Regions from separate parts of the Mus musculus genome. Here region 2 is linked to region 1. A link is a loop called in an ENCODE intact Hi-C map of the cell type or tissue named here. Cell type or tissue: left cerebral cortex. All regions are shown on one strand. Each heading gives the region's core, and the rest is flanking DNA. Links, peaks and the distances in the headings are about the cores only. Region 1 overlaps Mcf2l (mcf.2 transforming sequence-like). Region 2 overlaps Proz (protein Z, vitamin K-dependent plasma glycoprotein).

Region 1 (15,098 bases), core at 4,400-12,399:
GGACCAAAGAGTTCCTGTTCACCTCAAGGAACGGAAGGTGCATAGGTTGTTTCCGTCAATGGCTTACCATCTTCTGTGGGCTGAAGGTCACAGGGAATGACACAGACCAGGCACAGCTGAATTTAAAATTGGATGTGTTGTGCTGGAGAGATGGCTCAGCGGTTAAGAGCACTGATTGCTCTTCCAGAGGTCCTGAGTTCAATTCCCAGCAACCACATTGTGGTTCACAACCATCTGTAATGGGATCTGATGCCCTCTTCAGGTGTGTCTGAAGACAGCTACGGTGTACTCATATACATTAAATAAATATATCTTTAAGAAAAATGGGTGTGTCTTTCATTGATGGTGACAGAGAACATGGCACAGTATTATGTAGAAGTATATGGTGACATATTTATTAGATGAGATGAAAGTTTACCATATCCATGTGATTTGGCATTTCTCCTATATCTCTCTTAGGAATTTATAATGAGAAGATGCTTGGAGAGCTTACAAAAGGTCACGAAATGACACATCGGTAGTAACGAGATTGCCAAATGGTGTGGTCTCCTGTGAGGCCAGTGAACACGAGGTTTACATGTGACACCAAGCCACAAAGAGACAGTTAATCACACATTGTGCAACCCCTTTCTTGGGTACTCATAAAATGTGTGCACAAACATATATTTAAATCTCCCTCTCTTCTCCCATCTGTGTCCTCTATCCTGTGTCCAGGGAGTCAATCGAAGAATCTCAAGTCATAGCCCTGGGGCTTCAGATCTTACCATAACATAGCATTAGCCCTGGGTACCATGGCCACAGCTGCCTCACCTGGGGTTCTGAGTCCTGTGATTTTCTACATTGGAAGTGTTTCAGATGCAGCCTCTACCACACGACCTTGAATGTCAGTGACCTCGACAGAAACTAGAAGACAGTGTTCCACACTTGGCTTTGGAAAAGCAAAGATTTGGGTCTGAATCCCAGGAGTGGGTGTGGAGATGGGGTGCAGATGTTTAAATCACCTAAAGGTAGTCAGGGGTGGAAACCAAGGATGGTGTTGAGGCCCTCAAAGTCCTCATATGACAACTGTGTCACATAAACTGTGTGCCTGGGATATCTGTGGACGGGAAGACGTGTAACTGAGATGGGAAGAAGAGCCTTGAAGGAAGGCAGTTATGGAAGACCCAATAGCATCCAATGTATTCAGGAGGAGGGCTAACAGAGACAGGCTTTCCCTATGCAGAGGAGGCTCAGAGGGCCTTACTGGGAGGAGCTGGGTCTAGGTGGGGTTGAAAGGTGGCTCTGCTTACCAGGAGGACGTTGGTACACCCCAGAGGAGGGTCCCTTGGAAGGACAAGAGTGGAAGTCAGATAAACCATTTTGGGAAGGGACAGAGAGAGGGAAGAGGAAGGGCCGAGGAACACTCTCTGGTGTTCCTAGAGAGGATGGAGACACTGTCCAACTGGACCAATCAATGTCCTTCACCAGGCAGAGAAGGATCCATATGCCACCAGCCACTGGGACACATACACTTCTACAGCAAGTGATTGTGTAAGGGGTGGGCCCTTAGGAGAAGGTAAATTTACTTCAGCCAATCTCCTGGAGATCCAAAGCAAACCTGACCCCAAGGTCTTCCATACCACTGCAGAGAACTTGGGAAAGCCATTGCTCCTGTTGTCACTCAGTTCCACAGGAGAATCCACTGCAATCCCTATGTGCCATGGGCTTCCAAGGGGGACAGTACTGGCTCGACCACCCATGTCACTATGCATGGGAATGTTCCTGGCAGCATCTCTTTCTGTAAGACTGCAACTTGTGATTCATAACTACGAGCTTTCTCCCCCAAGGCCTTAGAGGCACACATGTATGTATGTGGTGGGGGACTTGGTGGGAGGGGCTGTGGATGTGGATGTAGAGCCAAGGCAGTGAGCGAGCCCTCTAGTGCAGTTGCCCTGTGGCTGTTCTGACACATCTGACCCCTTGCCACAGAGCTCTGTACTGAGTGACCCCCAGGCTCTAATTTCACAGGCAAGTGTCTGTGTCCATAGAGGGCAGGAAAGCACCCTACTTCTAAAACGTCTCTGGAGGACGACAGCCAAAGATCCCACCCCTGTGAAGAGCTGCCTATTTCCGGGTGGCAAGCATCCAGATGCTATCTGCTTTTGTCAGGGACACACATCAAGTGTGCTGCTCATGAGGGGGTTCCTGTTGATGTCCCAGCTGCCTCTGCAAAGAGCAGCAACTCCATGCACAGAGAAACCCTCCCCGGACAGACAGACATATATACCTGCAGTCCCTAGAGGTCCCTGGAGCTGGAGCAGAAAGCAGAGAAGCAGCAGCCCATGCGCCTGTGGAACCATGATGAGACTGTGGCTTCTGGCTGGTGACTGTCCAGATGCTGCCGGGAGGGCAAAGGTCAGGGGGGAGGGGAGAGGGGTGGAGAAAGCTGGAGCATTGGCTGGAAGCATGGAGGCCGGTTGGAGGCTGCCACTTATGTCTCTGGCACTTGTACATCCAGGGAAAGAGGAAAGCTAAGGCAGGCAATGTGGGCTCAGACCGGAGGTGTGAACAGAGCTCACCCACCGATGGATGTCCATATTCACAGTGATGACATTGTTAAAGCACAGGGTATGGGCTTATGACCTGGAAAAGACCTGTAGGGCAGACCTGGGCTGTGCAGCCGTCAATGGCTCTCAAGGGCTGCCCTGCCCCTCCTCTTCCCACACTGTGGAAACAGCTATCGGCAGGTGGCCCATGACTTGTCCCTTTGTGTCCTCTGGCCCAGGCTCCAGGTGGAGTTGTGGACACTGGGTTGCCTGAGATCAACAAGGTTTCTCAGCACGTGAAACTTTCTGTGTAAAAACTGGATCTAGCCCAAGGACACTCGGTTTATGGTCATGCAGCCTCCTAGACTACACTGTGGGCTTCAGTTGGACCCTCTGAGGAAAATGTTCTTTTCAGGGAGGGGGCAGTACAAGGCTGGACCACTCTTTTGGGAGTCAGACCTCATTTGTGGGACACTACAGTACCTCTCCCTCTCTAGTCAGGGACTTTAATCTTTGCCAGCATGGTGTACCCCAGGGGCACCTTTGACTCCTGGGGTCCCTTCACACTTGGGACCCCAGTTGCTTCTTCTGGGATAGAGGTCAAATTTCACCCAGTAAAATCCAATGCTCTCGTGACAGGGTAACTCCAGGGACATGAGAGGAGATGGCAGCCATTCATCCCAGCTCTCTTATGTGAGGCTGGACCTGGTCTCAGGATTCTCTTCCCTATTGAGTTCCAGGAACTGTGTATTTAGCTTTCTGGAGCAGCAGAACAATTGGAGTTGCTTCAGAGGACAGATGCTGAGCCCGCCTGGTGCTTGGGCTCTGGCTAAAGTTCTTCAGCAGATGGCGACCTCCCTGTGGCACGTGCCTTGGCTGGCTCCTGCGTCTCAGGCGTCAAGGATCCCATTTGGACCTGCAGGGGCCTTGTTTGCTTGGTCTTCTTTTCACACCTGTACCATGGGTACCATTAGCACTGTACATACATAGTGCAGACACATGGAGGGATAGCATGGGGTCACTGTCTGTCCGTCTTTTGGACTCCTCCCCACTTACCTTCTCAGGAAAGATAAACAGGCTTCTTCTGGGATCCGGGAGTCCTTCTTATGTGGATATTCCTTGTATGTGCTCAGGGACCATTTGCCCCTTCTCTGGGATAGGAAGCACTAAGCCTCATCCCCAGCCAGCTCCCCAAGGGCTCCCCCACAGTCTGCAGAACAGGACTGGAACCCTCAGCATGCTGCTACATGTCAGCCTCACCCTTGTACATGTGACACACATGAGAGACCCGTAAGTGACAGTGGGCTCAGAATTACCTGGGGACACACACATACATTATGCTCACACTTCCTTATGGACTTGTACACATGCACACTGTCTTTGCACAGTTGCATACCATTCTTACACCTATGCACACACTCCACACACAGCCTATGCACACCCTTGTATACATGCACGCTACACCTTCACACTCACATCATCCATGACACCTACACAGATGCAGGCTCCCTCACTCCATGGGGAAGCAGAATCTTTGGAGCAGTCCTAATCACAGAGTTTGATGATGCCTGTGGGTTCTGACACCCTGCAAGGTTGGGGACCAGTGGCAATGCCACCAGTAACTTGAAGTTTAAGAACTAGAGAGCTGATCTGAATCAGAAAGGTCAGTATCACTTTTATTTCCTCTGGATCTGTCTTGCTCTGGATCTGTGTCTTGCTCTGGATTTGTGTCTTGCTCTGGATCTGTGTCTTGCTCTGGATCTGTATCTTGCTCTGGATCCCTGTCTTGCTCTGGGTCTGTGTCTTCTCTGGGTCTGTTTTGCTCTGTGTATTAGCCTCGAGGACTCTACTGTTAACAATGTGTGAATGCTCCTGAATTTCCTGGTTAGGAGCAGGTACTTTCAATCCACCAGATTCATTTCTTGCTCCTTTGTGCTAGTCCCTATTCTAGTGAGTGATCTCAATAGTGAGGTGTCCTCATGTTTGTCCTGTATGCTAGGAAGGCTCTTGCTCACCTCTCTTTGATTTCTGCTTGGATGAGGATACTTAAAATTTTTGCTTTGAAGATTGATACACATGCTTTATCTGGTTGAAAACTGTTTTTAAACTCCTGGTGCAATAACCATGATAAATTAATGATCAATTAAAATTTTGTACATCTATGAGACTGCTGACTTATCTGGTTCAGTTTGACATGGTAAGTTACAGCAGTACTTTTTTGATATTGCACCATACCTGCATTACATGGACAAATTTACTTGTTTAGAATTTGTGGGGTTTTTTTCCCAACATAGGTCATTGTTCTTGCTTGCCCACCATAAATATATGATTGCTGAAGATACACCACACTTTATCTGTAGCATATAGAGAATCAAATTGGCACTGACCTTGAAACTTCCTCCCTTATGCTTTGTTTTCATAGTTCTGAAAGTATCCATTGGAGGAAAGAGTCATCAGCTGTCCCATTCACCAGAGAACCCTGCATGCTAGAACAGTGACTACATAGGTAGTAACCGAACCTATGAATCAAACAGTGGTATGACTGTTACAGGGCTAACAAACTAGGGCTGTTAGAGGGGTAACCAATTACAATTGTTAGAGGGGTAACCAACTATGACGGTTACAGGGGAAGCCAATTACAACTGTCACAGGGGAAACCAACTATGACTGTTAGAGGGGTAACCAACTATGACTGTTACACTGGTAACCAATTACAACTGTTAGAGGGGTAACCAACTCTTTTCTGATTTGGATATGAGGCTGGCTCCATAGGAGGGAATCGCCTGGTGCTGTAAACCTGGCCAAAACCCAAAAGAAACCAAACCAAACCAAACCAAACCAAACCAAACCAAACCAAACCAAACCAAACCAAACCAAAACCAAACCAAACCAAACCAAACCAAACGCCATGGTCTGGGAGGTTACTGGCCCTATAGGGCGAGTGTGTGTGTTCTACCACTGTTGTTTGACATGTTCTAACACTCTTTGCTAAATAGTTTCTTAGGGTTTTTTTTTTTTTGACTTTTTAAATCAGATTTATTCAGTGGTGGCTGGATTTGGGGGTGGGTTCCAATCCATCATTGCCTGATACATGTCAATTACTAATAAAGGTCAAATACAATGCCAGATCTAAAGCCACAGAAGGAGGGTGTAAAATGTTCACTTTCAAAGAGAATAGTCAAAGTTCCACAACGTGGAACTTTACCTAGAGCTTAGCATATTAAATTAGTAGTACTGAAACAACAAATTGGGAATTTAAAGCAACGCCTGGTAGTTCCTTCTAACATATACATAAATAGCATGAAAGACGCTTTTGAATATCACCTAACTGCACTATGGCTTTATAGGTCAGATGAACCAATGACAAAATGGGTCTCCATTCTGCACCCTGTCCTAATCTCTACATCAAACCTATGTCCAATTTCAAGTGAGAGTTTTAAGTGTCCACATTTCTTAAGCCACATTCAAGGAAATCACATCAATTCTGGATGCCGTCTTCATCTTGGAATGTAAGATTCCAGCAGGTTCAATATTGGCATCTCTCTTCTCTCAACGCGTCCTTTAATCTGGTCAGATTTTGAATTCTCAGTGTTTTCTGTTGAGGTATGGTAACCTGTTTATTCCTGGTCACATTGGACTTGTGGTTGCCATTTGGGGTGAGTCTAGAAGATGGGAAGTAGAAACATTTCCTGGCCTGAGTCTCTAACAGTAGAGATGTAGAAGAGAGAGAGAGTGTGTGCCAGGAGACCAGCTGTGGACTGCGGGGAGCTGCCACCCACTCTGGTGGTAGCATTACTTGGATTTGGGGAAGCAGAAATATTCTGGTTACTGGAAACTGGTGCAACAGATATTTGGTTGCATTGAATCTGTGTGGGTAGGAGCAGTGCCGGAAGCAGCAACCCCAGCCCTAGCTCTGCCCATGTCTGCTCCATCAGCGCAGTGGTGCGACTCTCTGGATGTTCCGTGGGTGGAGATCTGCACGGCTTGTGCGGGCGCAGGCAAGGTTGTTTCTTGTTTTTTCTACAAGTTACAGTCAGTTTTTCTGGTTTTCAAGAATTAAGGTTTTGATTTGTTTTTATTTTAACTCTCTCAATTTCTTCTTTATACTTTTAATTTAACTGATTATACTTGTTATCCACAGTGTTGTCAGATTAGATTAAGTGGATACCACAGAATAATGGCTACGGACTTCCAAACACCATTCACAAAGTATCTATTTCATTGCTTTGTGTATGTTCTGTGTGTGCTGAAAATGGTACCATTTCCTGTTTGATACACAGGCATCAGTGTCTATGGCAGCAGCATTGACCACCAAGCCTTGCTGTCTGCACTTGGAACATTATTACTAGCCTAAAAGTTTGGATGTCCATCTAGCTCCTTATAGTCTAACTGCCATAAATTTCATTTTTGTTAGTAGCATTACTATGTTAGCTTTCTTTTCCTTTTATTCAGGCTACTCCTTTTGCTTTCCTTTATTCTCAGTCATCGCCCTTTTCTCAGGCTCCCCTTTAGTGGTAATTTATCTAGCCTGTTTGGTGCTGTCTGGGCACATCAATTAGGACACTAGTTGCCCTGTGAAGTCAGACATGTCTGCTCACATCTCTTTATTATATTTTTGTGTCTCTGCTCACTGTTCTTTCCCCATTTCTCCACCCTACCTTTCTCACAGATCAACAAACCTGCTTCACTCTCTACCTTCTCAACGAGGAGTTGTCAAATGTGTTATTACTATTCTGTAATGCCTCTACTGCATGTCTCTAGTCCCCTCCACACTCAGCACACACCCAAGTATATGTTGTTACTATTTTAACACCATCACTGTCAGATAAAATAAAACATATATCATATTATGTGTGGTACCCGCACTTCCTCCACACCCTACCGTTCTGCCTCAGTCTTACAGTAGCCACACAAGGCATTTGTGACAACCATTCTGGGAGCCCAGGGCTCACACCAAGAGGGGAGATGGCAGGAATTGCTGGCCTTTATCCAAACTTCATTCACACAATAAAGACTTCTGAGTTTAACTTCTTACTTATATCAGAGCAGTAGGAAGTAAGAGCAATGCTGAATGAGGTGTGACATTTGTTGTTGGTTGGTTTTTAGATGAGGCCTCACTGTGTGTAGCTCTTGCTGGCTTGGAGCTCTCTGCGTAGAACAGGCTGGCCTCAAACTCAAGAAGATCTGCCTGCCTCTGCTTCCTGAGTGTTGGGATTAAAAGCATGAGCCACCATGCCCGGCAAAAACATGACATTTTAAAGTGTCCTTATGAGGACAAGTTCCCAAAGGAAGGTGGCTTTTTCAAAACAGGCTGGGCAGTTATGTCCCACGATTCTTCCCGCATAACACATAACCAGAAATGCTACTGAGTCTTTGCACGTTTTTTATTTTATTACCATTCTCTGAAGGTGTAGCCAGTAATGGCTTTGCAAGCCATAGGGCAGGGGAGGAGGGTGTTTTTCCTGGACATACAGTGGTGAACGAGCCTCGGTGGCCTCCCATGGCAGCAGGGTGAGGAGACAGGGAGGGACCGTAAAGTGACACATGTTCAGCAGCGTGAGACCATAAATACATCCTTTACACCAAGATCCTATGTACACACGTGAACATATATACACACATATAAAAATATCTGCCCTACTAGGCACAGAGAGTTTCCAAAGAACAGAATTTGTTTCTGAAACACACAAAAAAGCGGAAAACAACAGTTTGTGGCAGTTCTGCCGTGACTTGAATGGAGGCTGCAGATCCCCGTCCCCCACCCCAAGCTCAGCTGCAGCCCCTCCTGCTGTAGGGCAGAGTGGACGGGGCTAGGAGAGGGGAAGTGGGGCCTGCCCTGACGTGGAGAGGCAGCCAGTGCCTGAGTTGCTGAGGATGACTGACAGCATGGAGTTATACATTTTCTTTAAAAATAATAAAAATATCCTAATTTAATGATGTTCTTTTAAAAAACAGAGAGTCTCCTTTATATTGTAGAAAAGAAGGCTAATATTTTAAATTATACTTTACATTTCTTGTGAAAACGAAACCTATGCAGATGCAAGACTCTCAATGATTTCCAACTGCTTTTGGTGGAGGACACGCCCCCTGGCTGCCCAGGAGGACACACCCCCTGGCTGACCAGGCCTTCCTGCACCTGTATTCCAGGGAGTGCCAGGTCTCAGCGAGAGTGCCCCAGAAATCAGTTAGTTGTATAAACAACGTGCTTTGATGTAAACCCCAGTAACAAAAAATAGTTTTATATCAAATACAGTATCAAATTGTCATTTCATGTAAACACAGTGATTCTTGGTTAAAGTTTTGAGGCCAGAGTACCACAAAAAATGGCCATGGGGTTAATCCCTGTTTAAAAAAAATCAAAAACTTATAAAAGACGAGAGTCCCTTGACCCCCCCTTAGGCTGTTGGTAGCAAACTGTTCACTCCTGTTAGAAGTGGCTTCCTCAGGGTCGTGTTGCCGTAGAAAGCACCAGAGAGGCCAGGACACCTTAGAGAGGCTGCACAGCAGGGGCTGTTGGCTGCCTCCCAGCTTCCTGCACAGGGGTCTCCTGACCCACAGCCCCGCCTCTGTCCACTCTGGAGTCTCTGAAGAAGCTTTGGTGGTGAACTGTTGTCTCCTGGCATCTGCATATGCAGTGGGGTCCTGGTTCCAAGGCCCCAATGTCCTCTGAAGCCCATGGCTGACAGGGGCCTCCTGTTTCCAGAGATCTCGGAGCACCATCCCCTCCCAAACTAAGCAAGCCCAAGCAAAAATAAAAATTAAAAATAAAAAAAAACCAAAAAACTTAGAGATTTGCATGCTGGTCTACTGCACGGTGACCTCGAGTGCCTGCCACAGGGGCCTGGCCACTATCCCTGGAGCTCGGAGAAGGGAGCAGGGTAGCCCTCGCTGAAGCTGGATGAGCTGCTCAGCACGGCTGACCCTGGGCTGGAGTCTGCGGGAAACCAGTGGAGACAGGCTTCGGCTCTGGCCCTTTGCTCTGCACACCTAGAAACCCCTCTGCTTTTAAACGGGCTCTGGGCTGAGGATCTCGGCAGGCTCAGGGCACAGCTGGCGCGCACAGTGGATCTTACCTGAGCTGCTCAGACACTGGGCTGAACTGGATTTGCCCAGGAGGGTGGATAGGCTGCTGGCTGGCACCCATCCCTCCTTGCTGCTGGTCAGGTCCCGAACATACCTGAAAGAGGAAGTCACTGGCTGTAATGTTCCACATGCCCCCAATCTGTCGCTGGGTGCCTCTGAGGTGGGCAAATGGATGCATCTGAGGTGGGAACATACAGAGGCATGTCTGAGGTCAGACTACACAGGTCACCTCTGAGGTGGGAACGCACAGATCATGTCTGAGGTGGGACCACACAGGGACATGTGTGAGGTAGGAACAAGTAGGTCATGTCTGAGGTGGGAATCACACAAGAACATGTCTGAGGTAGGAACACACAGGGACATATCTGAGGTAGGAACACACATGGTCATGTCTGAGGTAGGAACACACAGGTCATTCGTGTGTGATGGACATGTCTGAGGTAGGAACACATAGGTCATGTCTGAGGTAGGAATCACACAGGGACATGTCTGAGGTGGGAATCACACAGGGACATATCTGAGGTAGGAACACACATGGTCATGTCTGGGTAGGAACACACAGGTCATTTGTGTGTGAGGGACATGTCTGAGGCAGGAGAGTTTACCGCCATCTTACCAGAGGCCCTCAGCGCCTTCTTCCACCACCTCCACCATATCTCCACTCCTCATGGCAAGGGTGTCAGGGCCCCCTTTCTCATCATCCATCACCACTGTGTATTTACCCGGCACCTGAGAGTGACAAGGGATAGGGCTGAGGTTTCATCCTGTTGGCACTCCCTCTTCCCAGCGCCAGCAGCCCCCACAACACACCTATCCTCTATCTCTGTCTGTTCTCTACCTCTATCACCAGCTATACACTAGCAGCAGTGCCCACATTAGAACTAGCAAGGGGAAGACCAGTGTAGTGTTGGGGTTCTGCCACTTGTAAAGGTTTTGGTGAGATTTCTGGCTTAAACTGAAAGACTCCTAGTGTTAGGGAGATGGTACAATTCATATTGTGGCCATGTTAAAAAATAAAAACGAGTGTATCAATGTGTCCACATTACTACCTGTCTTTACGGGTTTGGCTAGAACATTCTACCAATGTTAACTATGTGTAAGTATGGGCTGTCCCCTTAAGAAGGGGTAAACCATGCCTGTGCTCTAGCAGAGGCAGGGGGCACACGGTGCCATGGGGCTGTGGGTAGTGGATAGTGATCTAAGTGAGCACTGGGTATCTCTAGATGATGAACAGTGGCTGCAACAGAGGGCCCAGGCCAGGATGTATCCTCACTAGACACAGGGACCCACTTAGGGACACCCGTAGGGAGGTCATGGTTACCAGCTTCTTAGGGCCCACTCCACCGTCTTCCTCAGCATCAGATGAGTTGATGAGTTCCTCAGCACTGGACCAGCCTCCGTCCTCCTCAGGGGCCTCCAGGGAGTGGGATGTTTTGCTCCAGCCTAGGAGAAACAGTGCCGTGTGAGGTATGTGCATACACACACACACACACACACACACACACACACACACACACACACACACACTACAGTCACCATTACCCAAGTGTATTCGATCTGAGGTCCACAGACCCCTTGGAACGTGTATCTGTGGGACTCTGAACTTAAGTCTACCATCTTCCTAGGTTCATTGAACTGTGTGGCATGTGACAGTTTTCTGTCACTGGAATCATCTGCTTAGACTCCCCACTGGTTCCTACACTGTTATAAAATGCTGGCTCCATTCTGCTATGACTGCATAGCACAGGGAGACGCAGTATGAGAGTGCCCATGTCTATTTTGCTATTTGCCGGGCCACTCTAAGGGTTAAGATGAGGCCCAGAACTCCCCTGGACATTTCTACCTTCTTCAGGCCCCTGGACCTACTAAGCTCACCTACTTAAACCCTATAGCAAACCCCACGAAGGGATGCTGTCTTCAGATAAAAATTCCGATGGGCAATACCTACTTGGCCGCCAGGAAAAACAATTCCCGGCAAGAATGACCAAGTAAATCCCTGACCTGTGAGATACACAAGTTAATGACCAGGACTAGGTTAAGCCATGTATGGGCAGTCTAGCAATGATAGAGCCCCAGTCCTGCCTCCTGGCAAATCCACTGGGTTGGCCAGTGGGTCCCCGAATTTCCTACTGCGTCATTCTTGTTTATCTTGATGTATGCGCCAAAGGATATTACAGTATTTCCCATACTGCAGACATGGAGATCATAAACTCCTATTGAGTAAATTCTTCAGACAGTAATAGGTTGGAGCAACTACCCTGTCCTACTGGGTACTGAATAGTCACTGGACGACACTGGAGGACACATCATCACACAAAAAGCACAGCAAGGAAGGCCAGCTTGCTTGTTGGATCCAAGGCTAGGCATACCTGACATCATATAGTACTAGGTGCTGGTGCAGCGTGGTTCTTCCTTGTAAGAGGATGCAGGGGTGTGATGGAATTACAGAACAGCCCCCATGAAATCAGGGCAACAAAGAAGCTGTTAGCTCTGCAACCACTCCATAGCTGAGCATTCCCAGGGACACTGGTAAACCTCTCTGTCTTCCTAGAAAACAGCTGGGCCTAGACATTTCCCAGCTACCAGCTAGCTATGCAGGCTCAGAGCCCACCCCACCATGGCAGGAACAAGTGGAGCCCCTCTGTCTACCTCCCTGAGGCCTGGGGACAGCTGTGTACTTGGTCCTGGGAAGTGTCATGTCAGGCTTGCATGTAAGTTAAGAACTGATTTCTAGAGGTTCCCAGCTATAGTCATCTCCCTTCTTGCTCCAAGACACGTGCAAGAAGCCTGACTCAGTTGTCTTTCCCCTCCAACCACCTCTACAGTGCTTACACAGGGGCCTCTACCTGAGCAGAAGGACTGTTGGAGCAGATGAACACTTCTAAGTACACAACTTTCCATCATCAGAGCCCACCCAGCGGGTCACAAACTATAAAGAAACCGTTGCCTTCCTTAGCGTGTCTGAGACGCTTCAATCAGCTCAAGCTTTGGCAGCTGCCATAACTGAAGTGCCTGTGACCAGATCAGCACCAGGCCACAATGCTGTCAGAGTATTGGATACTCTGTTAACAGGGGGCCTGGCATGCTGCTCTGGCAGTTTCCAGGGAGCAGAAGCGAGACACATACATGAAAGGATTTACAAGTATTGATGACCGCAGATTAGGGGGGGATCACTCTCTTTGGAGGATGCTGGGACACTGCATGAGAATGTCAGGCTCTGTACAACGCCCCCCCTCAGGCGTGGCCTGCATCTGCACCCACTTCTGTAGAAGGCAGTGCATGATGGAAGGTAGGAAGGATGGGAACACTAAGCCGGAACGAGGAGGGAACAGCATTTGGCACACCGGTTGGGGAATTGGGCCTTGGAGCATCGTTTGGGGGTAGGGTAAGTCTGGTATCATGCTGAGGGTGCTCCTGGGAACCCTCTCCTGGAATCTGAGATCCTTGAGGGACAATGGAGGATTTGGGAGAAGGACACAGAGACTCAAGGCCCTGAGTGTAGCTGACTCCAGTGGCCCATGTGAGTGACTGTCCGCCTGGAGCAAAGACTTGATCTTGCAGCTTCTTTCTACCCAGAAGAACTGGGCTGGCTGGTGACTCGGGGGAGGGTGTTGGTACTGTGACCCTTGAACAGGGCACCTGTAGCCTGCACCAGCACTGAGTGATAAATCTCAGTGAAAAGCTGGTCAGCCAAGCTGTGCCTGTGCCTGTGCTTGCCAACCATGGGCTAAGGAGCCAGCAGGAATGTAGCATCTGTCAGCATCTGTTACTAGGCTTCAAGCTGTGACCCATCAGTTACTACTGCTCCTGGCTCGTCTGATCTACTTGCTTTCATCCTAGGTGCCCTGCACAGCCAGACAGCATGCTGGGCTGGGGTTCAGGGGCTGCAGCGCTACCTCGCAAACCAAAGGGAGTCGGGTCGCTCTTTACTTCGTGCCGCTTAGCTTTTTTGTCAGGACTGGTCGGAGAGGCTGCAGGAAGAGGAAGAGGCAAAAATACAACAGTAGAGAGAAAGCTGAAGAACTGCTGAGTGAGTGGAGGAGGCAGGTGAAAGGTTGGCGAGATGAAATGACTGAGGGTTCTCACAGGGAAGGGGAGAGGCCCAGACAGCAGAGGTGGTAGATGGTGGCCTTAGCCGTCAGTCATCCTCTTAGGGGCTGCCCTCAGCTCTGCTTTAGAAAGAACGTCGCTATAGAACAAGCTTCTTTTGCTCAAGTTTGAAGCCAGGTAAGAATTATAAGTTGGGGAGCACATTAGTTCTTTGAACCCATGCCTGTCACCTGGGGAGAGCTGGACTGTTGGGAGGGATCCCTGTGCAGAGCTGAAACACATCAGGGCTTTGGTCACTGAAGAGCATCCCCAGGTGACCAGACTATTTCAGCTCTCAGTTAAAAGGCTTCTTTGCCACTGTTCACTGGCAAAAACACCCCAGAAGACGCCTGACCATGGTAATCAGCACTTGAGGGTCACGACAGCAAGAAAGGCAGAGGCCTGCAGAGCTGACAGGAAAATGTGAAGTGAGGCAGAGGGAGAAGGGGCAGAAGACGTCAGGCTGGAAAAGTGGTTAACAGCCCCAGTTCTTAGGAGGCTGCACTCGTAAAGTTGGCTCTCTCTGTATCCAAAAGGCACCCCTAAAAGATAACGTCAGGCATTTGTATCTACACAGCATTGGTGGGCACGAATGACAGGGTGAGAGATGGGCTCGTGCGGCTGCATGTGGCGCCAGAGGTCACCACAGGAAGATGGTGTGGAAGGCAGTGGGGGGGGGCACTGCCTCTTTACCTTTCTGACCTTTGAGGTTAGCCAAGCCCTGCAGCGTGAAGCGCTTTCTGGAAAGCGCAGAGCTTTCAGAGGTAGAACTAGGGACCGCATCGTCTAGGAGGGAGGAGAGACAGAGTGCAGAGATAGCATCCGGGAGGGAGGATGGCAGGGGCAAGGGGCCATGGCCCCATGCTCAGGAAGGTGGGCAGAGCAGTTGAACATCCTAGGGTGCACCTGGTGGAGGTACCCGGTGACCACAAATGAGGGGGTCTCCTTCTATGTGACCAGTGTGCTGAGGGGCTCCTGGGTTCTCCCATGCTGACCGCTGGGCATTCCAGGAGCAGCGTCTGAAAGGCTCACACTGCAGTCGACACTCACCTTTGCCCTTCTCAGGGGGCTTTGGTAACGATGAGCTCACGTAGCCTTCCAGGCTGAGCGGGTCCGTCTTCCGGTCTTCGAGCTTCTTGACATTTCTTGTGTTCCCTTTTGTGGGACTGAAGGCATCAGTGACCCATAGAGAAAAAACCAGTATGTTGGTTAGTGTCTTAGGGAATTAAGACATCTTGGCTTCTAGACTGTCTTCCAGGTGCTGTCCCTCATTCAAAGTGGGTGACCAACTGTCACCTGGCTGTACCATTGGCATGCTGACTATCTTGAGAGGTAATCCACAAACAGGCAGCTGTGAAGCAGGGGACTTGCAGAGGAAGTTAGGACTAGGGACAACACCCT
Region 2 (15,098 bases), core at 3,878-11,877, 59 kb before region 1:
ATTCACTCCGGCCTTTGCCACTGCATGTCAGGGAAGAGACTGGCAGGAGAAGACACAGCTGTCTCTGGGACAGGGGGAGCAGAGCTGCTCTTTCCTCTTTAACTTTACCTTTTCTTTGATGACTCTGGCTGAGGCTTTCTCTCACAGTAGTAATTAGTCCTGGCAAACGGTTTATTCTGTAATTGATCATGTTTGTTTGCTCTTCCTGTAGCCGTGCCGGCATAGAAGACTCTAAGAAGTGGGGGATGCTGTTCCTGGTGAACCAGCTATTTAAAATCTACTTTAAGGTTTGCTTTGCATGAGTTTCTGTAAAGTCTTGTTTTCTATCTGCCTAGGTAAATTACTGGTTTAGTTTGCCTTCTGACATGTGTTAGGAAGAGATCCTGACCACGCCCACATTAACAATCCTAACAGCTGTTAGTCATTCCGTGCCTTCTGAGGGCCAGGGCTCCATGGAGAAAGCACGCAGCATTCTGTGCCACAGAAGCCAGTAAGAACTGGAGGTTCATGAAGACGTGATTTAGGATCGCTAGTGGGAATGCAGCTCCTTCAGACACACGCTCTGAGCTCTTGAGTGAGCACACACTGAGTGTGGGGCGGGAGTCCTGAACATTTGGTAACTGGTCCTTGTGATGGAGCCGGCCTCTGGGTATATGTGGCCACTTGAGCCTTCGTCCTGCGTTGTAATATCAACTTTATGGAACGAGGGGGATATATAGATATATGGATGAACAAAGGAGTCAAGTTGGCTTCATAAAGACAAGTGGGCACAGGGCAGCCCGTCCCACGTCACTGAGAATCTGTCTTTCACTTCATGGGACATTTAGTGTGTCCTCACCAGTGTGTGGCTGAGTGCAGGTGTTTACCTGGACATTTGCTAGCTCCCCTTACAGAGTCCAAGCTTCTCCATTGTATGTTGTCTGTACCAGGTAGTTTTTTGTTTCTTATTGAAATTTTGATGACTTTGAAATTTATATTAAAAAAGTAAGCCAGAAGTTCATGTCTGTCCTTTTGTCTGCCTGTTCTGTTGATATTGCTTATGAATGTTTTAAATGGTTTCTTCTTTATTATAGATCAACAAACTCCATTTGTGTAAACCTCTTATCAGAGCCATCGACAGCTCGAATCTGAAAGATGACTATAGCACAGCGCAGAGGATCACGTACAAGTACTACGTGGGGCGCAAGGCCATGTTTGACAGTGACTTCAAGCAAGGTACGGTGATGACACTATTCCGTGTCTGGGTAAGATGTGTTCTGCCTTACTGACATTGATGTCGCAGAGAATATAAGACTGTATTTTATTAAGGTGAGACGTATGTATAATCCAAGTCCAAATTGTGTGTGAGAGAGAGAGAGAGAGAGCGCGCGAGCAAGTGAGCATGCACATGCACCCCCATGTGAATGTATGCCGTGTGTGTTGTGCAGGTCCCCACAGAAGTCAGAAGAAGGTGTTTGAGCCCCTGGAGCAGGACTTACAGGTGGAACTGAACTTGGGTCCTTTGGAAAAGCAGGAAGCACTTTTGACTACCTAGTCATCTGTCCAGTCTCCTCTTTGCTTTGTTTTTTGAGACAGGGTCTCACTCTGTAGTACAAGCTGTCTTGGAATTCACTATGTAACCTAGACTATCCTCAAATTCATGGTTATCCTCCGGCCTCAGGCTCCTGAGTGTCCTGGAATTACAGGGGGTACCACACCTAGATTTATTGTATTTTTGAAATTTATTATTTTGTGTATGTGTGTGTGTGTGTGTGTGTGTGCATGTGTGTGGTGTGATTTTTTTGGTGTGTGTGTGTGCGCCATGGCTGGTGCACAGAGGGCAGATGACAACCTGAGCTGGCTCTCCCCGCCCATTTTTACGTGGGTTAGCTACCACAGAGTTGGAACTAGAAAGCCATTAGCTTGCTGTCCTCTCACGACGCATGTGTCCCTCCCCCGCAGTCTGTCCTTCTGTAGTATCCAGTGCTGCTGTTCTGAGTGGCCTCCCTGTGCCTTGCAAGTGTAACTAACGAGTGAACAGTATGCTGTTTGTGTGCATTTTATTCTCTGCATCTGCTGATGGATGTCTGGATTGTTCCATATCCTTGCTATAGTATGTAGAGCAGCAGTGAACCTGGATGTGTGATATCTGTGTGATAGGCATAGAGGGCTCTGGTGTGTGCCCAGGTGTGGAATGCCTGCAGCAGGTAAAGTTCTGTCTTTTAAGACCGATTTACATATAGCAGCATTGATTTGCACTCCCACCAGCAGTGAATAAGGGTTTGTCTTTCCCCACATCATCTTTCATGTTTGTTTAAAATCTTTTTTAAAAAATACTTTTTAAGATTTATTTTATTTTTGAGTTAATTATATGTATGTGTATTGGGAGAGGGGTTATTTGCATGCCTTGTTCATAGAGGCCAGACGATTCAGATCTCCTGGAGCTATAGTGAGAGGCATTTGTGAGCTACCAGATATAGGTGCTAGAACCTGGAACTGAACTCAGGTCCTCTGGAAGAATAGTATGGGCTTTTAACCCCTTAGCTATCTCTCCAAGTCAGTTGATGACAGATTTCATGATGGCAGCCATTCTGACTGTGGTGAGGTGTAATAGCAAAAGTAGTGCAGCGTGCATTATCAAGATGCCCATGCGCTCCCTTCCCCAGGAAATAGCAGGAGGGTAGCTTCGGAGGGGTGGCTGCTTAGGCTCCTTTGCAGTCAAGCCTCGTTTCCTTTTCTTCTTTGTTTTTAGTAGGTGATCAAGTTTCTACAGAAGGGGTTTCCTTGATCATTGCCCATTTCTCTTTTCATCTTAAACAGAAAGCCTAAGTTAGGAGCATTGAAGATGGCATCTCATTGATGTGGTGTTCCTAAGAGAGCTCAGTGATACTTGGGGATCCATAAGATAGCCGGGGTTGGTTTATTCACACTGCCACCCTGATGTAGCCAGGGTTGGTGTATTCACACTGCCACCCTGATGTAGCCGGGGTTGGTGTGTTCACACTGCCACCCTGATGTAGCTGGGGTTGGTGTATTTACACTGCCACTCAGCATTTTCTCTTCCAGCTCTTCCAATTTACTTTAAGCCTGAGTGGTCTTGAGCCTTGCCTTTGGGATTGCTGAACTATTTTGTGCTCTGAAAAAGGCTAGGCCTGGGCTGGTGAGATGGCTCAGTGGGTAAGAGCACCTGACTGCTCTTCCGAAGGTCCGGAGTTCAAATCCCAGCAACCACATGGTGGCTCACAACCACTCACAATGAGATCTGACTCCTTCTTCTGGAGTGTCTGAAGACAGCTACAGTGTACTTACATATTAAAAAAAAAAAAAGAACAATAAATAACAATAAATAAAGGGGTGGATGTAGTGCACACTTGTATGTAGTCAAATATTCATACATGTAAAATAAAAAAAAAAATCTTTAAAAAAAAAAAAGAAAAAGGCTAGGCCTATCCCTGAGTATTCTCTCAAGCTCTGCCGGGAATTCATCCATCCATCCACTCATCCATTTATCCTTCCTTCTTTCCTTCTTTCCTTCCTTCCTCCCTCCCTCCCTTTCTCCCTCCCTCCCTCGCTTCCTTCTTTCCTTTCTCTTAAAAAGATCAATTTCTTGAGAATTTCATACAGTGTGTTTTGAGTAGATTCATTCCTCCCAATTACCCCCAGGTGCGTTGCCCTTTCTTACCTCTCCTTTGTTTGTTTATTTCAGAGCCTCCCTATCATTTGTTTTACTTCCTGTTTTACTTCCTGGGTCCTGAGGTTTCAGGTTCTTCACGCCTGCCTGTCAGGCTCATTCCCTCTGTCAGCTTTTTCTTTTCTTTAAGATTTACTTTTGTTTTATTGAGTGTTGCCTGCATGTGGGTAGGAAGTGCATCGTGTGCATGCAGGATCCATCCAGGCAGAAGACAGTGTCTGAGTCTCTGGAACAGAAGTTACAGATGGTTGTGAGCCCCTAGTGTGGGTTTAGGAACCAAGCCTGAGTCCTCTGAGAGAGCTCTTAACAAAACAGAACATACTCAGACACATAAGAAGCCAATCCGTGCTGTCCGTGTGTGTATTCTTGGCTGTGGGCCCCACTCAAAGGGCCACACTAGGAACGTGCTGACTGGAAGGAAGCCGGCTCTGGGTTGTCTTTGCCTCTGTGGCTTCTTAGTGAGACAGCTTGGGGTGGATGGCACAGGCCTGCCCCAGTGACAGGTTCCTCAGCCCCAGACTCCAGTCTGTGTGAGGCGACCTGTGCTTTCAAACATATTTGTTGTCTTGTAGTCAGTGGCCTGACAGTCCAGGAGAGACTTCCATAGCAGGTGGAGTTCTTGCTTCCTTCTTTGGCTCGGCAGGACTTCACCTGTGTAGGAAAGTCTGTCTCCCAACGCTGCTCTCTGAACCTTGAGGCTTTGCACCTGAGGAAAGGCCTGTTCTGTTCACCTTCTTAACAGGTCTCATTGGCGGGTTAACCTTCTGAGATCTATGCGGGGTATCACTGGACAGTCTGCAAGAGGGTAGGATCTCTTGGCAAACTGAATATTTATTTTCTGTATTCTTTTTTTTTGTTGTTTTTTTGAGACAGGGTTTCTCGGTATTGCCCTGTCTGTCCTGGAATTCACTTTGTAGACCAGGCTGGCCTTGAACTCAGAAATCCACCTGCCTCTGCCTCCCAAGTGCTGGGATTAAAGTCGTGCACCATCACTGCCCAGCTATTTTCTGTATTCTTAAATCTATTAGGTTCAGACTCTTTACCTGAAATGAGAGCCCCTGCCTTTAAGAGTTGTGGGCAGGACAGACTTAGATCACAGGCTCTCAGACCATGTTTGAGCGTGGTGGTTTTAAGTGGCAGGCGCTCTGTGTGCTGCCCACGGTGGGCTTTCTCACTGCTGAGTCCTGAGTAGCGGTGTGGAGATGTGCATTTGTGGTTTCCAGCTTTAACAGCAATCTGCTGACCTGCAGGTGTCTGTACCAAATTAGAATCTCATCAGAAGTTAACGCACATAGTTTTCTGTTAACTGTGTTGTCTCTGATCACCATGGGGCTGTGGACTTTAATTAAGAGAAGTCCCTGGACAGAAATGAGGCAGGGCTGCTGTTCCTGTCGTAGGGCCGGAAAGCTGCCCTGCCTTTTGCACCAAGGTCATGGCACACTAGGCAGGGGTGAGCATACTGGGCTGTGTGCACGGTCTGATGTGAGGGCCTGCTCTCTGCAGCGGAGGAGTACCTGTCGTTTGCCTTTGAACACTGCCATCGCTCCAGCCAGAAGAACAAGAGGATGATTCTGATCTACCTGCTGCCAGTGAAGATGCTGCTGGTGAGTGAGTGTAGCTGACTGTAGCTCGCTGTTGCGGTGCTTGTGCTGTGGGGTGTGCTGGACCTGTGCACAGCCCAGAGCAGAGTGTGCACGTGCCTGCACATGCCGGCGCAGCTCCAAGTCCTTCCAGGGAGCTTTGTTGTGTTTATTCACGTGACAGAAACTCTGAACTGTAATGGTCATAGAACAAGGGAAACGGTACATGTTACTTATATTTCTTCTTAGAAGCTAGTTTCATGTCAGTGAGTTAACTAGAAAGGAAAAACACTATTCCAGTCTGCCTATGGGAATCTTAATCATAATAAATAAATATTTTTGAGACAGTCTTATGCACTTGAGGTTGGCTTCCAACTTAATGTAACCCAGACTGTCCTTGAACTCTGACCCTCCTGCCTCCACTTCCCAGTGGATGGGCTGCAGGTGCATATCCCTGTGAGGGTCAGTTGATGCTTGAGCAGGAACGCCACCTAGGTAGATAGACTAGTCAGTTGGCCTAGAGTACAAGCAAAGGGGTTCTTTTTCACATCTAAGACTAATACATGGCTGAGGGAGGCACACAGTGCTGCATGTGGCTGAAACAGATGGTTGAAAATCGCTTATGAGAATGGGAAGCAGGGAGGCCGCCCCTCTGCGGCCCCAATCCCACTGACCGTTCTCATTCCCCAGCCCTGGGCTTACCCTGGTGTCTCTTCAGCTACCACCTCCCTACCTCAGTGCGTAAGTGACAGAGCACATGGAAGGTCATGACTGAAGTCATACCCATCAAGTTGAAAAGCTGTGCCCAGGCCTCCTTAGTTCTTGACCAGAGTTTTGTGTTTCTGTGTGGCTGTGCAGACCACAGCACTCACGGAGCTTAGAGGGTGACTGTCCCTCCTTCTGCTCTGCGGGGATTGAACCCCGGTCATCAGGCGTGGTGGCAGGTGCCTTGACCTGCTGAGCCTTCCACCTGGCACAGCTTCTTCCACGTGCTTTGCTATGCTTTTGTTTGTTTCCCTGTTTAAAGGTAATCTCTTGATAAGAATCTTACTGATCTTAAAAGTGGAACTGTTGGGGCTGGAGAGATGGCTCAGGGGTGAAGAGTGTTTGTTGCTCTTGCAGACATTTGGAATTGGGTGCCCAGCATCTATGACAGGTGGCTCACAGCTGCCTGGAACTCCAGCTCTCGGGGATCAGATGCCCTTGTGTGGCCTCTGGGTACCTGCACATGTGGGATGTACACTACAGATATACTCGTATAGACATTTTTTTTTTAAGTGAGAGTGCTTCTGTTATGGAAAGCTAACTTTCTGTCCTAGGGTCACATGCCGACCATCGAGCTCCTGAGGAAATACCACCTGATGCAGTTTTCAGAAGTGACCAAAGCCGTCAGGTAGGCCCGTGCTTTCACACTTTAAGAACAGGAGGCTAGAGGAGATTGCACATGTGTTGCCCTGGAAACCCCGATGAGCTCTCTTTCTGTGATTTGGCTCTGTGACCCACGTGGTGTTTCTTCTTGCCCAGTGAGGGCAACCTGCTGCTGCTCAATGAGGCGCTGGCAAAGCACGAGACGTTCTTCATCCGCTGTGGCATCTTCCTCATCCTGGAGAAGCTGAAGATCATCACGTACAGGAACCTCTTCAAGAAAGTGTGAGTGCCTGGGGACACAGTGAGCAGAGCTGCTCTGCAAGCATTGAGCCCCAGGATCCATGTCAGAGCTGGAAGCGTGCAGGCCATAGTAGGTGTAAAAACAGCAGAGACAAGGAGAGCCTCTTTCAGCAAGGCAAGGACTGGCAGCTGAAGTTGTTCTCTGAACTCTACATACACACCTGCATTCTCACACACAATTACACACCCATCATACACACACACAGACAGACACACATATAGACACACACATAGACACACACAGCAGAAAAGAAAGTGGGCTGCCTTGCAAAGGCATCCCTTGGGCAGATGATACAGCCTCATTGTAGCCTATAGGGGCAACATCCTGACCCTCGTGGGACAGAGGCTGACCCTGAAGGCTATATAATGACATAGCTTGGCAATAGACTCAACATGAGCTTAGGGTACCAGACGCCTTCTGCCTGTCCACGCTATTGTGGAACTGTTGTCCTCTTTCCTTTGCTCCATGGCAGCTGGCTTATCCTCTGTCGCCACTGTGTGTCAGGGCGTTAAGCGTGATGGCTCCCTTTCTTGTGTGTGATGCTGGACAGTGGCTCTTCTGAGGCCTCGTCCCAGCCGCCTCTCACACACACAGACCCTTTTATAGCTGAAGGCAGTCAGTCAGAAATAGTAAGGAGGAGCTGAAGTCACAGGACATCTCAGAGTTAATTGACATGATAAAGAATGCATTGAAGATTTAATAGATACTCAGAAAATATCTAAATATCTATTCATACAGTGGCTGCTTACAGTACAAAGCTTATATACTATTGTGTTTAATAGCTGTCGTTTGTGGGCCGTGTTGCAGAGTGTATCTTATCAGTAAGAACTTAAAATATGTTGAACATTAGCTCACCAAATAATGTCACTGCCTGTCCTCTGGCTCTTCTTCTTGTCCCTGAAGTGCTGAGTCCTGTTGTTACTTACAGTAGTTTCTTTTCTTCATAGGTATTTGTTACTCAAGACACATCAGCTGTCCCTAGACGCCTTTCTGGTCGCTTTGAAGTTCATGCACGTGGAAGACGTGGACATTGACGAGGTCCAGTGCATTCTGGCCAACTTGATATACATGGTGCGTGAGTCCGCCTGCTCTCAGGGGGCTGTGATACGGTGCTGATGTCACCAGGAGACCTATTGATGAAGGCATATTCTAGTAGAACTGACTTTTCTTCCCCCCCCAGTAAATACTATTCAAAGGGCCTCTTGTGGATCAGTATTGAGGGCTATAACCTGTACTAGTGTGTCCCCAGGGAAGGGAGTTTTCATCATCATGTCGTATTTGATGTGACTGAGACTCAGAAGTGTAAGCCTCTATCCTTGTCTGTTTCAGGGTCACATTAAAGGCTACATCTCCCATCAGCATCAGAAACTGGTCGTCAGCAAGCAGAACCCTTTCCCTCCGCTGTCCACAGTGTGCTGATGCCCAGGCCTTGCCAACAGCGTGCTCCTGCTACCGCTGCCCGCTGGAGCTCACATCTCCTGGTGCAGTCGCCAGCACCTGAGGCACTCACTGTGGTTTCCAGTGTCCTAACTCATGCCAGCCTTGCCAAGACCTGGAGTTCTTTTTCAAGATGGACCAACACCCTGCTGCTGGCCTGTGGTGCTCCTGAGCGTCCGGGAAGGAGACAGCTGGGCTTCGGTTTGTTTATGGAGGCTACCTTTGTGACATCTTGTAGGGTTTCCTCCCTCCCTCCTCTCTCTCTCTCTCTCTCTCTCTTTCTCTCTCTCTCTCTCTCTTTCTTAAAAAGGTAACCCAAGTTTATACAAGTGGCACGAGTTCTTTACTGTCTGTTATGTAACACATCTGTTTTCATATGCAAAATGTCAGCATTGTGAGCTCGGAATGCTGGGTTAACTTGAGGCTTCTTTTTAAAAGTAGAATTTAGGGGGAGGAGAGACGGTTCAGGCGAGAACAGCTACTGCTCTGCCAGAGGATGTGTGTTTGATTCCTGGCACCCATATGGCAGCTCACAGCCTCTAACTCCAGTTCTAGGGGACCCATTGCCTTCGTTGGCCTCCACGGGCTCCTGCACACGTGTACAAAAGCTCACTCAGGCAAACAGGCATGCATACATAAATAAATACACCTTTTTTTAAGAAAAGCAAGAGTTAGTCTAATGTAAATTCCAACAGTTGTAAAGGCTGTGCAGTACTAAGACAGGACCTGGCTGTTGGGCTCTGGTTATGGCCCCTTCTGAGCCTTTCCTCTGCCTCGCTTCCGTTTCCTATAGCCACTGTCCTGTCGGGCCCTCACCCTGCAGCTTCATCCAGCTTAGCCCCTTCCAGAGACCCTTCCTCTAGACAGTTAGCCTGGGTGGGCTTCAGCAGAGGGTTCTGGGCACAGTGCATCCCGCAGCACTGGGTACGGCCAGCTCTCCCTCTTCCTTCCTCCTCCTCTTCCTTTTTTTAAATAAATAGTTTATTTATTTTATGTGCATTTGTGTTTTGTCCGCATGTATGTCTGTTTGAGGGGGGTCAGATCCTGGAGTTACAAATAGCTGTGGATGTTGGGAATTGAACCCAAGTCCTCTGGAAGAGCAGCTAGTGTTCCTTACCACTGAGCCAGCTCTCCAGCCCCTAATACTCCAACTTCTTAAGAGTGTCTGTTTCCTCTGTGTGTTGTTTATTTTGTTCACTTGTCTATCATCTCTGTATTTCTCTGCCTGCCCGCCCACCCGCACATCTGTCCATCCATTTGTCTGTCTGAGGTAGGGTCTCTTTATATAGCCTGGCTGGCCTGGAACTCTATGTAGACCATGCTTCCACATGATGCTATTCTTGCCTCTGTGTCCCCAGACCAGGTGGGTGCCACGATGTGAGGCTTGTCCCCCGTTTATGAGAAGTGCACTAATGTGGAAAGGCTAACAATTTGTTAGTCTCTGCAGAGTTTTTGTAGTCAGAAGCCATTCCTTTTGCAGACGAACTGTGGGGGAGCTTACGTGGTCTCCACGGGGCATGGTGCAGGACGTCCCCTTACGTGGCTGCTTCATTAGCATCCTCTTGCAGGATGGCAAAATCACCCAAACTATGCCATGAGGCATCAATATCCTGACTTTATCCCAAATCTTTGCCTGGTCAAGGCTTTGTGGCTTTAGGCAACTGCTCCATGTGATGGTCCTGGGGGCTAGAAGGTGGCTCACTCCTGAATATGGGCTTGGATATTGGGCTCAGTGGGGTGGGCGTGGACAGCTTGTATTCTCCATGTGGCCATCTCCAGCAGCTAAAGCTGGGTTCCAGAACAGGGCCAAAGGAAGAGGTGCCTGTGGTATGAATTGTACCACTTTCCAGCTGAGAACACTGCCTTTGCCATGTCCATGGTCATGTCCCTACTCTCTGAACCATTCGCCCACGGTGTGCAGAGAGGCATCTGGCATTGAGCGTGGCCCCTCATAGGCTGGTAGAGCTTATGAGCTCCACCAAGGCTAAGCCTGCCCTCCTGTGTCCTCTGTGTCCATGTCTATGGTGTTACCTCCTGCAGAGCTGCCATGAAGAGCTGATCCAGTAGAGTGGTATCCTTGTAACCATTCAAATATTAGGGTTGCTATGAGCGTCCAGGGTCCCATAGTTCTGAGTTTAGAAGCAACAGAATCAACTTTTCAGGCTGCTCCAGGTAATTTATTAAACAGTGACGTCGTAAGTCAGAACCTGATTGAAGTGACGAATAGTTGAATTTAGAAATTAAAGAAGCAACCTCTCTACAGTGTGTGCTGTGTCCACAGTATGTGTCTGTGTGCTGTCTCCACACTGTGTGCTGTGTCCACAGTGTGTGTCTGTGTGCTGTCTCCACACTGTGTGCTGTGTCCACAGTGTGTGTCTGTGTGCTGTCTCCACACTGTTTGTCTGTGTGATGTCTCCACAGTGTGTGCTGTGTGCTGTCTCCACACTGTGTGCTGTCTTCACACTGTGTGCTGTCTCCACAGTGTGTGTCTGTGTGATGTCTCCACAGTGTGTGTCTGTGTGCTGTCTCCACACTGTGTGTCTGTGTGATGTCTCCACAGTGTGTGCTGTGTGATGTCTCCACAGTGTGTGTCTGTGTGCTGTCTCCACACTGTGCTGTGTGCTGTCTCTGGTGTCCTAGTTCGTGGGCACACAGACCCATACATTATTGTAACTAGTTTGCATCAACATTAAATACTCACACTTATCTCTTGCCTAAGGGCACACTGCTTTGGCCCCTTATATTTGTTCGTTTGAGACAGTGCCTTATTTCACAGCCCAGTCTATCTTCAGACTTGGGGCTCAGTTTACCTTTTCCTCCCCTTTTAAATGTCATCATAGCCACAGTTGAGCTATTCCTCTTAGAGATGAAGGTGCTGAGGCACAGGAAACTAAGGTCTTGCGTAAGCACAGCTTCCCCAACCACAGGGCTGAGTTGAGAGGCTGCCGCACTCCTGGAATCCGCTGAGGGCTTCGCCCAGCGTGTCTAGCTACAGCCTTGTCAGGAGGTCCAGGGCCCTCTTCAGTACTAAGCTTGCTCTCCTCTCCCTAGCAGAACCAGAATGAGGCTGCCCTTGCACCTCCTGTTCCAGTGTTCGACACACCAACTGTGACACAACCACGGGTGTTCACAGCCTCTCTCCACTCAGCTTCCACTCAGTAACTCGGCCAGTTTACGACTGACACTGCTTTTATTTCACAAATCCTATTTTTTTTTCCCTTAAGGCCTCTGTTTGGATAAAAATTACCAAAGAAACGCCTTGCTGGCTAGCTTTCATAAGGCCAGAAGCCTGTGCTAGCTACAGGAACAGCGGAGGCAACAATGGTCTTACCCAGTGCTGGGCCCTCGTCCACAACACTGACATGCCAGGCAAGATGTGCACATTGGTGCAATTGTGGGTACAGAACTGCTTTCTGGCTGATTGTGAGGCCTGCTTCACAGGGATTCCATGCCTGAAGCTATAATCTCGGCCAAAAGCTTGTGACTGGGGAGGTCACAGGCCTGGGGTAGAAGCTGCTAGTGTTACTTTGCTAAAAGGTCATGTTAAAAATTACCTTCTAAATATATATGCTCATACCATAGAGCTGGGCTGTTGGCAGCTTTGGTCAAAGAACCCTCTTTTCATAATGGGCCGCAGTTAATGCAAAGATGTATAATTAGTCAAAGCGTTAGAGTAGGGGCTGAGGGCTCAGGCCTATGGGGGACATCTTAATCAACAGGCCCCAACTCCCTTTCTCTTGCACCTACACCTCCACCTCCATCAAGGCTTAGGGAAAATCGTCCAAGAGAATGGGGAAAAACATACAGCTGAGAGGTGGGAGGGATGTCGAGAAGAGTGCCTTCTAGTGGGAACAGACTCAGCAGCTGGGGTGACCTGGTCAAGACTGCACAAGATCAAGCCAGATTCTGACATAGATGGGGGGTGGTCCCTGCCACACTCCCCACTGAGGAGCTGTTGGCAGTTGATAGCTGCTGAGGGAGGGAAAATTGTGTAGTCCTGAGGGTGCTCTAGTGGATGGCCCCACACCATACACACAGAGGTAGTGCTAACTGAACTTAGTGGAGTCTCAGGAAATATAAGTGGAGTTGGAGAAGGGAAATGGGATGTGGGTGTAGTCACATTTCATTATATGTGTGTATGAAATTCTCAAGAGTAAAGAAAAATGTAAAGTTCCAAGGAATAAGAGGTCATCTTCCAGTGCTAACTGTGACCGGATTCGACCCTCTGGCAGCCATGTTGTTGGATTTCAGCTACTTCATGATCTGTTTAAACCACATGGAGTATCTCGGGACTGCGGTGAGGAGGAGCATTTGCGATTGCCCTGGTGGTGGTGGCGAGCCTAGGATCCCCGTGAGGAACCAGGTGCCCTTGTGTTCTCGGGTCACCACACTTCCTTCCACCCAAGGCCCCATCACCACACTGCCCTTCTCACAGCTTGTCCTCGTAGTGACCGTTACATTCAGGGTCTGTCCGCATTCCTCGCCATCTGCTTGTGTGACCGACAGCAGCATCGGTGTGGTAGCCAGGTGTGTGCCATTAAGCATCCAGCCACTGAGGAGACCCTCCGTTCCAGGGATGAGGACATGCTCTGCAAAGTCCCTCTCTGGGACGCAGACCGGGAGACCAGAACTGGGGCACTGCAAGGGCTCCTCCAACTGCAACAGTGACACGTCGTTCTCCCCCGACTCCTCGTCATAACGCATGTGCACGTGAGTGCTCTTGATCCTGATCCTCTGGTCAACATCTGAAATCATGAGCAACCAGCCAGCTTACAAAGTTTTGTTTGCAAAGGTGAGATAGCCACCGGGTACTGACTGCTCAGTGAAACCCTGGGGGCCAGCAGCAGTGTTCTTCCGGGACTTGAGTGTAGATCAAAGTGAGCTGAGCCCACTCATTTCACTGTCCTCTAAAAAAGCCAAATGTTTATTCTGGAATACAGGACAGCATGGGGAATGATTAGAAAACGGGGGACGCTGAAAAGGAACGGCTCCAGGCCCATCTGAACAGGTTGCTCAGGGCTTCTCAGCACATTTGGCTTGTTCAGGGTGGGGGTGGGGGTGGGGTCTCAGCTTCCAGATTGTTCACCTAAATATTTAAAGATAAGCCGTGAGACACGCTCACTTCAAGGCTCACATTTGCTGTTAAGCACATCCATAGCCGATTATAGGAACTTTCCAACAGGGAGAAACGGTTGTCTGCATCTTAGGGATGGAGAATGAAGCTACAGATAAGAGATGGGATTGCAGCCCAAGATGATAGGGAGGAGGAATTTGAACCCCATTCCTCTGGGAGGAGGGATTTGAACCCAGCTCTGCTGGCCCTCAGCCAGCCCTCCAGGTCCAGGTGGTGGCCCTGCTGCTGGGACTCGGCCTGGTCTACATGCTACTTAGCACTGGCCTGCTGTGCCCACATGTTACTAGACTTGTCTTGTTTGTCCATGCTTGCAGTTTACAGCTATTGCTGTATTATTGATGCTGTTTCGTGTCTTACCTTAGGAACAACATTTCCAGTAGAAAAAAAATCATTGTATTCCTCTGTTGGGTTGCTTTATTTATGAGCTTATCGAGTTCACGGAAGAGCTACTTACTTGCTTTTACACTGATGTTGCTGTGCAATAACGAACACTTTGCTGTTGTCAACACGAAGTCTTCCTGTAGTAACACGCCGGCACAGAAGTCTTCTCCTTCCGAATTTGTTAATCTGACCTTTAAAAAATAAAAGAAAATGGGAGCCGGGCATGGTGGCGCACGCCTTTAATCCCAGCACTCGGGAGGCAGAGGCAGGTGGATTTCTGAGTTCAAGACCAGCCTGGTCTACAGGGTGAGTTCCAGGACAGCCAGGGCTACACAGAGAAACCCTGTCTCGAAAAACAAAAAAAAAAAAATGGCTGTTAGGAGCTGGTGTGACATCAGGGAAGAGTAAAGCTGAGTAGGTGTCCTGGGCACCAGGGATAAACAGTAAGTGTTCACATCCCACAGTCTCTTCCTTGGTGTCTCTGACAACACTGCCAAGGTTAGAGGCCCTTCCTGACAAAGGAGAGTAATGGCTGTTAGATTTTTCCTCCCCCTGGAACAAGGGAAACAGACAGAACTGAAGGGCTGGTGACTAGGGACATTGATCTTTCAGGGCCAGAGCTTTTGTGACTCCTGAGTTTGTATGGCGCAGGGCAGCAGGGATAACTCAGGCAGAACCCACAGAGTGGCATGGGAGTGGAGAGCCCCAGAAGACACAGTGGCAGGAGCTGCAGGAGAGGGCACTGGGGAGCTGCAGGCTCTGCCTGTTGTCAGGAGTCATATGGTTGGATTGATTTGTGGAGAGAAACTACTTAAGGCCAGGGAAGCTTAATCCAAAGGGGCAGTGGGGACAGTTCTGGGCTCACGAATGCTGAAAGTAATGTGTTATTCCAGCCACTTGAAAGTGTGGCCAAGCATTTGGTATATACAGCAGGGTCTTGCCTCTGTAGGGGAAGCAAATGGCCCCAACCACAGCACTGGCCTTCCCCAACAAAGCCTAAAAGCTAGGGATAATTGCATTAAGCTGTTTCTGGGCATCTTCCCGTGTTTCAGAGCATCAGTGAAACATGGTTACAGAGCTTTCTGTAAATAGTAAGTTATAGTTTACAAGCTCCGCAACCAGGCAGGAAAACCCACCATGATCCATGTTGCATACTGAGGAGAAAGTCAGCCAGGCTGACTCAGAATGAACTGTTAGGTGTGGGCACAATGTAGGGCCAATAAAGCA

The links. A loop is a pair of places that touch in the nucleus more often than their neighbours do. Peaks named below come from ENCODE experiments on the same cell type or tissue, not always from the same donor. Only the 100,000 strongest peaks of a DNase experiment are listed, where the experiment ranks them.
Region 2: it touches region 1 in a loop (1.9-fold over the local background); 4 of 42 quality-filtered maps call a loop at or near these places.

Annotation. Positions count from the first base shown.
Region 1 is chr8:13,013,300-13,028,397 of GRCm38, reverse strand. It overlaps Mcf2l (mcf.2 transforming sequence-like), which reads right to left. Exons shown (of 31, transcript NM_178076.4): 26 at 14,748-14,863; 27 at 14,391-14,483; 28 at 13,505-13,579; 29 at 10,930-11,051; 30 at 10,225-10,337; 31 at 7,896-9,702. The coding sequence ends at 9,531. F7 (coagulation factor VII) reads right to left here and starts at 2,364. Exons shown (of 8, transcript NM_010172.4): 1 at 2,267-2,364. The coding sequence starts at 2,339. It also overlaps the pseudogene Gm15352. In left cerebral cortex, for the core only: a CTCF peak has its summit at 8,605; DNase peaks (open chromatin) are centred at 6,356 and 7,464; H3K27ac peaks cover 612 bases.
Region 2 is chr8:13,071,440-13,086,537 of GRCm38, reverse strand. It overlaps Proz (protein Z, vitamin K-dependent plasma glycoprotein), which reads right to left. Exons shown (of 8, transcript NM_025834.4): 7 at 13,945-14,062; 8 at 10,512-13,101. The coding sequence ends at 12,608. Pcid2 (PCI domain containing 2) reads left to right here. Exons shown (of 14, transcript NM_178708.3): 8 at 212-287; 9 at 1,074-1,215; 10 at 5,174-5,274; 11 at 6,570-6,643; 12 at 6,775-6,900; 13 at 7,867-7,990; 14 at 8,249-9,013. The coding sequence ends at 8,338. Among named protein-coding and RNA genes, the nearest start is that of Proz, 18 kb to the right of the region's middle. In left cerebral cortex, for the core only: no CTCF peak of the experiment used is centred there; a DNase peak (open chromatin) is centred at 8,802; H3K27ac peaks cover 240 bases.